Regions from separate parts of the Homo sapiens genome. Here region 2 is linked to region 1. The links are chromatin loops, found by intact Hi-C in ENCODE. Cell type or tissue: natural killer cell. All regions are shown on one strand.

Evidence for each region. Peaks named below come from ENCODE experiments on the same cell type or tissue, not always from the same donor. Only the 100,000 strongest peaks of a DNase experiment are listed, where the experiment ranks them.
Region 2: it touches region 1 in a loop (14-fold over the local background); 2 of 110 quality-filtered maps call a loop at or near these places.

The regions. Positions count from the first base shown.
Region 1 is chr9:7,118,599-7,123,598 of GRCh38, reverse strand. The region is part of intron 18 of KDM4C (lysine demethylase 4C); the gene reads right to left. Among named protein-coding and RNA genes, the nearest start is that of KDM4C, 360 kb to the right of the region's middle. In natural killer cell, no CTCF peak of the experiment used is centred here; no DNase peak of the experiment used is centred here; H3K27ac peaks cover 469 bases.
Region 2 is chr9:7,296,383-7,301,382 of GRCh38, reverse strand. No RefSeq gene overlaps it. Among named protein-coding and RNA genes, the nearest start is that of DMAC1, 500 kb to the left of the region's middle. In natural killer cell, no CTCF peak of the experiment used is centred here; no DNase peak of the experiment used is centred here; H3K27ac peaks cover 454 bases.

The DNA.
Region 1 (5,000 bases):
AGCACGGTGTCTGTAACACTGTTCCTGACAGATGAACAGTGAATGAATGAATGGATGGATAAATGAGTGGGTAAGTGAATAGGCACAGACAAACTTTCAAAATGGAAGAGGAATGAATTCTATCTGCTCCTGTCCAGAAAAGGGCAAAGAGAAGCAAAGGGGCACTGTAGAGTGATATCCCTATTTATCCCTACAGGTTCTGTTTCTTTGGTTTCTCTTTCTTTGGCTAGGTGTGCATGTATGTGGGTAGCGGAAGGGAATAAAGAAGGTTTATGGTGAAACTCACAGGGTCTGGAAAGTAGAAGAGGCTAGCCAAGGGAAAAGGAAGGTGATGCAGGCTTTATAAGGAAGAGGCTGGCTCCAGATCACAACCATTTTCTTCCTGCTTAGGATATGAAATTTATGCAGATTGGCTGGTTAGAAAAATGGCCAGTATATAAATTAAATACACAACCTTCATCTAAATAAAAATTCTCAGAAACTTCAGGCATGACCATTTCATGAGGAGTATTAAGGGAAATGGATTCTTTCATAATGCTATTTTGATAGGATTTCTGATTTATTTTTGCAGGAAAAATGTATTGACAAGCATACCCCATAACTGATTACATATCCTCAAAAATATTTCCTGTCAGAAAAGTCTAAGAATCTATTGATGTTAAGAATGTCATTTCTGATCAGAGAAGACAGGCATCATGCGAGGGCATCCATCAGATTAAAGAAATGGCTATGGTGTTCTGAAGATTAGTGTGTAAGCTAAGGCTGTAAAACTTGAATTTTCTTTAATATGAACTAAGCAGAAATGAACCAACAGTGGCTTAAAAAAATATACACGTCATTTTAAAAAATGGTAGGGCCAGTTAGAGATGCTGGGGACATGGCCAAAATGTTAAGTAAAAAAACGTTACAGACATTCCATAAAAGCATAAATAATTCCTAGGAACGATAACACATCTAGTTTCCAGCATATGTCCATATTCATGAGGTAATTAAATTCTCCCAATAATTTTGTGAGGTAGTTTTTATTTTGACTAAATAGATGATGTAACATCTACTGATACTCTTGACAAAGTCAAGTGACTTTTCCAAGATCTCAGAACAGTTTAGAAGTAGTCTAGAGCAGTGCTCTCCCATGACAGGTGATATGGTTTGGCTCTGTGTCCCCACCCAAAGCTCATGTTGAATTGGAATCCCCAATATTGGAGGTGGGGCCTGGTGGGAGGTGACTGGATCACGGGGGTGGTTTCTAATGGTTTAGCACCATCTCCCTAGTGCTGTCTTGTGATAGAGTTCTCACAGGATCTGGCTGTTTAAGAGAGAGAGAGAGAGAGAGTGTGTGTGTGTGTGTGTGTGTGTGTGGCATCTCCCACTGCTATCTCTTCCTCCTGCTCAGACCATATAAGATGAGCTGCTTCCCCTTTGCCTTCTGCCATGATTGTAGGTTTTCTGAGGCCTCCCCATCCATGCTTCCTATACAGCCTGCAGAACCATAAGTCAATTAAACCTCTTCTCTTTATAAATTACCCAGTCTCAGGTAGTTCTTCATAGCAATGCGAAAATAGACTAACACAACATAGGTGCTCCAGACCATCAACCAAAAGAATAAACATGGAAAGAAAAGGAAATAAAACCAACCAGAAAATAAGCATGGGAAAAAATGAGTGAAGAAATAAAACCAACCAGGAAGTAAACATAGAAAAACATGAGCAAGGAAATAAAGCCAACCAGGAAGTAACACCAATAGAATTCAAGCAGTGGCCTAAAGAAATTACATTTCCTTTTTTTTTTTTAAGCCTTCCATTGATTGAATGGAAGGTATTGTTCTAGATACTTGTTGAGGCACTTCCCATTTAAGATTTACTTACTTTCCCCAATATATCCACAGGGTTGGATTAGTAACTTGGATTTGGAGCATGTCTGGTGATAAAAATGCAGAATGTATATGCTCTCACTTTTCATCTACGTACACATATGTAAACACACGTGTACACTGTGGTAAATTTCCAAACTGCCCAAAAATCTTCACTCCTCCCCGTTTCCACATCCTGTGCATACGACTTTGTAGATCCTCCTATCAAGGACTGAAGTTTATTTCCCACCCTTTGAATCTGGCCTAGACTGTGGCTTAGCTTGCACTGGCCAAAAGAATATAGCAGAAGTAATGGTACACAGATTCATAGTCCTTCGTTCAAGAGGGCTTGAACACTTCTGCTTTCTCTCTAAGAACCTCAGACTCTGGGGTGTGAACAAGCCCAAGTTACCCTGTTGGAGATGAGAGATCACACTGACCACAGGCCATAAACCTGTGAGAGAACCCAGCCAAGATCAGACAAGCTATTCTGCAGCTGACCACAGATGCATGAGGCAGCATAGCTTAGACCAGAAGAACCCCTCAGCCAAGCCTAGCCTAAATTGATAACCCACAGAATCATGAGCTAAATAGTTATCACTGGTTTAAACCGCTAAATCTTGTGATGATGTGTCACTCACACAGATATGTATGCCTAGAAAAAAGGAACACTGAGAAAATACATACTAAAATGTTAGTGATGTATAACTCTGGGTAATGGGATTTATTTAGTACTTCTTTATGTGTTTCTCTGTATTTTTCATGGATTATATATTTAATAATTTCTGAAATACTACATATAAAAAACTAAGAGTCCTTCCAATTTTTAAAAATTCCTTAAATATCAGCCAGCCCATGTATAGTCAGAACTATTCAACTGATATGCTGAAAACAAAAATGAAAAACAGCTGACCAAGTGAGTTAGGAAGAAAACACCATCTCCAACATTTATTCTTCAGTTCAGTAAATATGATGTAAGAAAGACTTGAGAGAACGAACACTTTGTAAAGTGAAATGATAAAAATTTGGTCATAAAATTTCATCTGACTTACCTACATCTCATATTTAAGGCAAATGTGATATAAGAAAAAAATTGCACTTTTACTGTTTTTAATAATCACCACTGATTCCAAAGACATGTTGTTTCAATCAAATAAATAATTTCATTCTCAGGTTTGGGGCTGTATTAAGAAAAAAACTAATCAGGTCTTTTTGGAATTCATTACTATTCCTGTCCTTCCCATCATACTAAGCCACCTCTAAGGGACAGCACTAATAATAAGATCCAATTGTTCAAATGTAGAAGAGTTTTCTCTCCACTGATACCATGCTGCCTTCAATCAAGTGTGAACTTGGAAATTATACAGGCCCTTATAAGAAAACTCTCTAGCTTTCCTAAGACTACCAATGTTGAAATAAATAGCCAAATTTCAAACAAAAGACAGCTAACTACCAATGATTACAACCTGAAGAAGGAGGAAAGTATGTTCCTAATACCTGGACTGCTTCATCAAAGGCACAACAACATCCAAAAGGCTGACTTAAAAAAATTTAAAGTTAGCATTGAGAAAATCCAATGAAAAAAAAAAATCATCATTCCTTGCCTGATGAGCATTCTACAGCAGTGAACTCTGAGCCAAAATGCCAAGAACAACCTGTCAATCAATGCCACGAGGAAGAGCAATACTAGAATGGGATGGGGTTTAAAAAAAGTGGCATTTAATTACTAATGGCTCACTAAAAATAAGGCACATTCCTAGGTGCTAAGAATAAAAATAAAATAATGAGAGAGTCCCTTCTCTCAAATAGCTCACATACTAGTAAGAGAGACAGACATGGCTGATCATAATGCAAGGTATTAAGAGAGCTCAGATCAGGGAAGGAAGAGGCCCTCCAGAAAAGAAAATGCAGGTAAACATCTGAACCAGGAGGGAGGCTGCCAGGAAGTACACATGCCCCAGGAAGGCTGTTGGAGTATGTGCCAGGGACCTCTCTGGCTACTTTGTGAAGCCCTACTCAGAACTATGTTTTCAAATGCATAAAATAAACACAGAAGATTACAAACAAATAATTATATTAGAAAAATAAACTTGTTTTTCTTTCTTTTTTTTTTTCTTTTTCCTTTTTGGTTCCCTGACCGGAAAGGAAAAACAAATATGCTTTTAAAATAATGCATTAAATACTAATATCTAAAGGTAGGTCTAACAACTATTAATATCCTGATTACAAAGTTGTTGATGAGCATAAATAATATTTTTTAAATTTCTGTTAAAATGGTAATATGATTTCCATTGTAGACAGTTACAAAAACTGTTAATGCAGTCTCTGCCTATGCTCAAGATTGACAGAACTGTTAAATTTGTGCTAGAATTAATGAAAGAAAATAGTATCTTTTCCCATTTTCTAAGACACAAATTTTTCTTCATAATTATTAAAAAGATTTTATCACCTGGGATATTTAATGACGCAGCAGCCAATCTTTTAACAGTAGACTTGGGAAAATGGCAACAATGCTATTTATATAATGGTGCTTGTATATACTGTCACTAAAAAGACACAGTAATGAAATGAAACTCAATGAAGGCACCTTATAAAGGGTTAAGTTATGGAAGCTAAAATAGGTAATTTCTTGGTGGCCTAACCTGACACGGGAATCTAACTTAAATACTCAAGTGGACATATGCACTGCATTCTTAAATATCATTTCTCCCCACTGAGTTTTTGACAGAGACCAGAGAGAAAACAGTTAATCTCTAGGGCAAGAGCACAGGGGGAAGGGCTTTTGTGAGGTAGAATGAGGGAAGATTCTTTGCTTTGGCCGTATAGGTAGTCTCTTATCAGACCTGGCAAGGCTGACCTGTGTTTACATCTGGAAGGAGGGTCACCCATCATCTAGCAGGATGAGTCATGGGCGGAGATGTCACCTTGGGAAAATCCCCAACTGGGTTCTCTATCTACATATGATGTTAATAAAGGGCGTAAATCCAAATGCAATAATGTATGTAGAAACCCACAGCACCAGCAAGGCTGAACAGGTGAAGAAACCAAAGTAAGTAACTTAGCCGACGTACAGGCCAAAGAGCAGGTTTCCATTTGTACGCAATGACCCTTTCACCATCTCAACTTTGTTATTTATCCTTAATTTCTATGA
Region 2 (5,000 bases), 180 kb before region 1:
AATTTAATTACATGCACCTGCTGTCTTAGTTGGCTTGGCTGTCACAAGTACATACCATATACTGGATGTCTTAAGCAACAAAAACTTATTCTCACAGGAGGCTAGGTACTTCCAGATCAAGGTGCTGGCCAATTTGGTTGCTGATAAGGGCTGTCTTCCTGGCTTGCAGATGTCCACCTTCTTGCTATGTCCTCATGTGACCTTTCCTCAGTGCACGTACACACAACACACACAGAGCCAGACAAAGAGAGAAGGATCTTTCTTCCTCCTTTTTTAAGGCAACTAGTCTCATCAAGAAGGCCCCTCTCTCACAACCTGATCTAATCCTAATTACCTCCCAAATACCCCATCTCCAAATATTATCAAATTGAGGATTAGGGCTTCAACAGGTGAATTTACATGGCGGGGGACAAAAATATTCAGTCCATAACACTTGAATGTTATGTAATGAAGTCCCATATAAAAAACCCTAAAACAACAAGATTTGGGAAATTTGCGGGTTGCTGAACACAAGGATGTGCTGGGAGGGTGACGTGCCTGGAAATATCATGTAGCACTGTGCCCCATCCCTCAACTCTGCTCACAGACCTTGTTGCCCTATGTAACTCTTCACCTGGCTGTTCATTTGTATACTATATAACAAATCAGTAACCATAATTACAGTGCTTCCCTGAGCTCTGTGAGTCATTCTAGCAAATTATTGAACCTGAGAGGTGGTCATAGGAACCCTCAAATTTGTGGTTCATGAGACAGAAGTACAGACGGCCCCTGGGACTTACATCTGCTGTCTGATATGAGAACAGTCTGCACCCTTAACCCGTAGGATCTGATGCTCACTTCAGATAGTGTCAGAATTGAATTGTAGGACACCCAACTGGTATGGGAGAGTTGGTACTGGAAAAACATCACTAACAGGATGATGTTTTGCCTTCTGATTCACTAGTATAATAGGAAAAATTCTAAGATGATCTGAAGACTTCCACTTCTGATCTGCATGCCCTGTATAATCCCCTTCCTTTAGTGACCTGTGAATATGGTAGGATTTTACTCCAGTGATTAAGTTATGTTATTTGGCAAAAGGGAAGGGATTTTTATATATGTAATTAAAATTCTTAATCAGTTGATTTCAAGTTAACCAAAAAGGAGATTGTGCTTTGTAAGCCTGACCTAATAAGGAAAGTCCTTTAAAAGAGGGTCTAGAAGTCAGAAACCGAGGAGGTCAGAGATTCTCCTCCTGGCCTTGAAATCATAAGCTGCCATGTTGTGAGAAGGCCCATGAGGCAAGAAACTGAGTGGCTGTAGGAGCTGAGGGCAGCCCCAGCTGAAAGCCAGCAATACAGCAGGGGCCTCAGTCCTACAACACAAGGAATTGAGTTCTGTCAACAACATGAGGGAACCTAAAAGAGAATCCTGAGATCTAGAAAGCAATTCAATCCAGCCAGTACTTTGACTGCAGCTTTGTGAAATTCTAAGCAGAGGACCCTGCTAAGATGTGCACTGGGCACATCTTAGCTGAGTCCTGACGACTCCTGTGAGTCATTTTAACCTGCTTCATTTGTGATAATTTGTTAGGTAGTGATAGAAAACAAATATAGCCACATATAATACACCCTGATCAATTTGTCATTCTCCTACTTCACACTTACAATACTGCCCAAGTCTTTTCATGATGTCCTCTTCAACAGGGAGCATAACCAAAGCTTTTGACAGGTGTTCAGCAAAATGATTTGAACATTGTATCTGATTGATAACTGTGTTGCTGAATTCATATTATACTGTCAAGGTTTACAAGAGAGCATTAGGAAAATACTACTATGATTTACCTCAGCGCTTTAACACATTCTACTCTTAAAATAGGTATTCCTGGCCAGGCACCATGGTTCACATCTGTAATGCCAACACTTTGGGAGGCTGAGGCAGGTAGATCAATTGGGACCAGGAGTTCAAGACCAGCCTGGACAACATGGTGAAACCCCGTCTCTACTGAAAATACAAAAATTAGCCAGACATGGTGACACATGCCTGTTGTCCCAGCAACTCAGGAGGCTAAGGCACAAGAATCACTTGAACCCAGGAGGTGGAGGTTGCAGTGAGCTGAGATCGCATCATTGCACTCCAGCCTAGGCTACAGAGCAAAACCCTGTCTCAAAAAAAAAAAAAAGGCATTCCTTGTTATCTGATGGCTTCATATCCACCATTCCACTAAAGCAAGAAATAAATTTCATATACATTTCCTGAAGCCGCACGGTTTGGAATTTTCAAATTTTCTGAGTGTTTTTTGGACCCTATCACAAGGTAATAAAAGAGCAGCTATGACTCAGTTAAAAATGTTCACCCAAATTGCAATTCTAACTTCTTTGTTGAAGAGGAAACCAGCAGCTTCTGCATAGTGTCCTGGTTTAATAGGTAGTCCAGTGGATCCAAGCACAAACTCGATAAGTAAGTTTAACTATGATTTATTTTTCCATTGTTATCCCTGACTTGTCTCCCAAACCCTCCACCACTAAATGGCCCAAGGCCAGAGCATGGCAACCATTGTTTCCTGGATATTGTTGTGCCCCCATCTCCTCATGCACCTTCTACACATCCTTGTTATGTTTCCATCACTTTCCTCATGTGTAACACTTAGATAATGGTGAACGTTCACACCTCTCACAAGTTTGCTAAAATCAAGTGAGGTAACAAATGTGAAATTGTTTCCAAATGAGAAAAGACTTTTATGAATGTGACAAATGCTTTTCTTTAATGAGCAACCATTTTATAGAATAATAGAAACTTGGTGTTGAGAATTTTGTCACATGCCAACTGAATATCTGAATCTCTTTCCCAACAGCCTGTATTCATTCATTCATCAAATGTGTATAAAAAATCAACTAAGATCTATGCATTAGGGAAGGCCCCTTCCAGTGACCTCTAGCTGATACCTTCCACTGACAAGGAACTCATTACATCCTAAATGACCTCATTCCATTTGAGGTAGTTTCGATGTCAGAAACTTCTTCCTCTCTCTGTAGAAAGAGCCCCCAGTAACCTCAGCAGTAGATAAGTTCTGGGCATGGAAAGTGAAGTGTCAAGCGGTGGTTTACCACTAGCTGGGAGATATGAGTTACACACCAGAAGTGAGAGTGAACAAGGCAGGGTAGTGGCTTCATTGTGTGGGTACTGAGTAAATGTCCTCAGAATAGCTAAAAGAAACAATGAAATCTTCACAGAGGAAATAGAACTTAAACGGAGCCTTAAATGTCAGCCAGAACATGAGAAGCAGGAAGGCAATTTTAGATGAGATGAACAAAAGGAATAAAGGCTTAGCATGCACTCCTGGGAAAAACAAGATGTGTTTGACAATACTGGAGGATCCTGAAATCTTGACAAAGGAGTTTAAATTGATACAGTGGGAACCAGGAAGCCTCTGAAAGTCACTGAAGCATTATTAGTTTCATTCTCACAAGAGTACTTTTTATCTGAACAACAAATGGATGTTCTCCTTCATCCAGAAGAGGAAAGTAGAGACAGGATAGTACAGGATAGGTCCAAAGCTGGCTTCAGGCAAAAGGCCAGTTCCAGAGAAGAAGGGTTTGAAACAAGACCAAAGCCTGTGGTTGTTGAATCAACTGTTACTTGTTTTACAAATTTGTCTGAGGGATTGCCAGAAGCAAGTGTCCTCTGGTCACCTGTTCCTTTGTGCAGTGTGGCTTCTGAGGTTTGTGTAAAATTATTTGTTCTCTGCACTTTGCCAAGAGGGATGGAGTATTTTTACTGGCGCCATAATTCAGGAAACATAAATCCTATAGCACAGACACTACAAATAAATGAGATCTTTTTTGTTTTGTTTTTGTTTTGGTTTTGAGATAGAGTCTCCTTCTGTCACCAGGCTGGAGTACAGTGGCACAGTCTCAGCTCACTGCAACCTCGTCCTCTCGGGTTCAAGTGATTCTCCTGCCTCAGCCTCCCAAGTAGCTGGGACTACAGGCGCGCGCCACCATGCCCAGCTTTTTTTTTTTTTTTTTTTTTTTTTGTATTTTTAGTAGAGACGGGGTTTCACCATGTTGGCCAGGATGGTCTTGATCTCTTGACCTCGTGATCCACCCACCTAGGCCTCCCAAAGTGCTGGGATTACAGGCATGAGCCACCAAACCCGGCCGAGATCTTTTAATTAATCTTTGGATTCAATCTCTACATTTCTTCCTGAACATTCCTTACAGCGAGATTTCTCTGAGTTGGAGTTGGGACCATTCTCACATTCCACCACATGGCTCACTCGGGTGGATTTCATGTAAGTTGCCTCTAAGTAAAATGACTGAGGATAGATTTCTTGGACCCTGTGATACTGGATGAACAACATCCTATAGGATGTTATGGTAGCCAGTTTTAAAAGCTGCTAAATCAGAGAGGCTACCTCGGTCTGGGACAGCACTCATTCAGATTGATTGAATATTAGGGAGATGGGTGTTATACACAGTGATTGACCAAGGAGGTTTGCTGTCTTTTGATCCCCTACAGAATGCATAGTTAAGCCACTGGATAGTACATGCTTGGCTTCTCTCACCTGTAGTTTGTGGTCTTCATTTATCCAGATGGGCCTCAACCTGAAACTGGATCAGGATATTTGACCTTTGGGGACAGCTAAAAAAGGGTGGCACCAGTACCTCCAGCTAAGCTTCCACCAGCACTTCAGAAGAAAAAAGATGTGTTCCCCGCTTCTGATTATTTCCTCAGAGTGAGGGTTGAGGCTCAATGGGCCACCTAATTATAACCCCTTACTTCCCTGGGACAGGCTTAGGACTGATATCCTACCACCATTATCTTACCTCATTTGAGGCATGAAGGAGTGTGTTTTTATTTCTAATAGAAACAGAAAGGCAAGCAAGTATAATTTTGAAACAAAGAATGACTTATAATGAAGATCTTCAGACGTTACACATTCTCTTCCTTTTTGAAAAATGCATAGCTTTTTTTCTGAAGGAAATTCTTGTTGCATATTGCTTAAAAGCAGCAGTCAA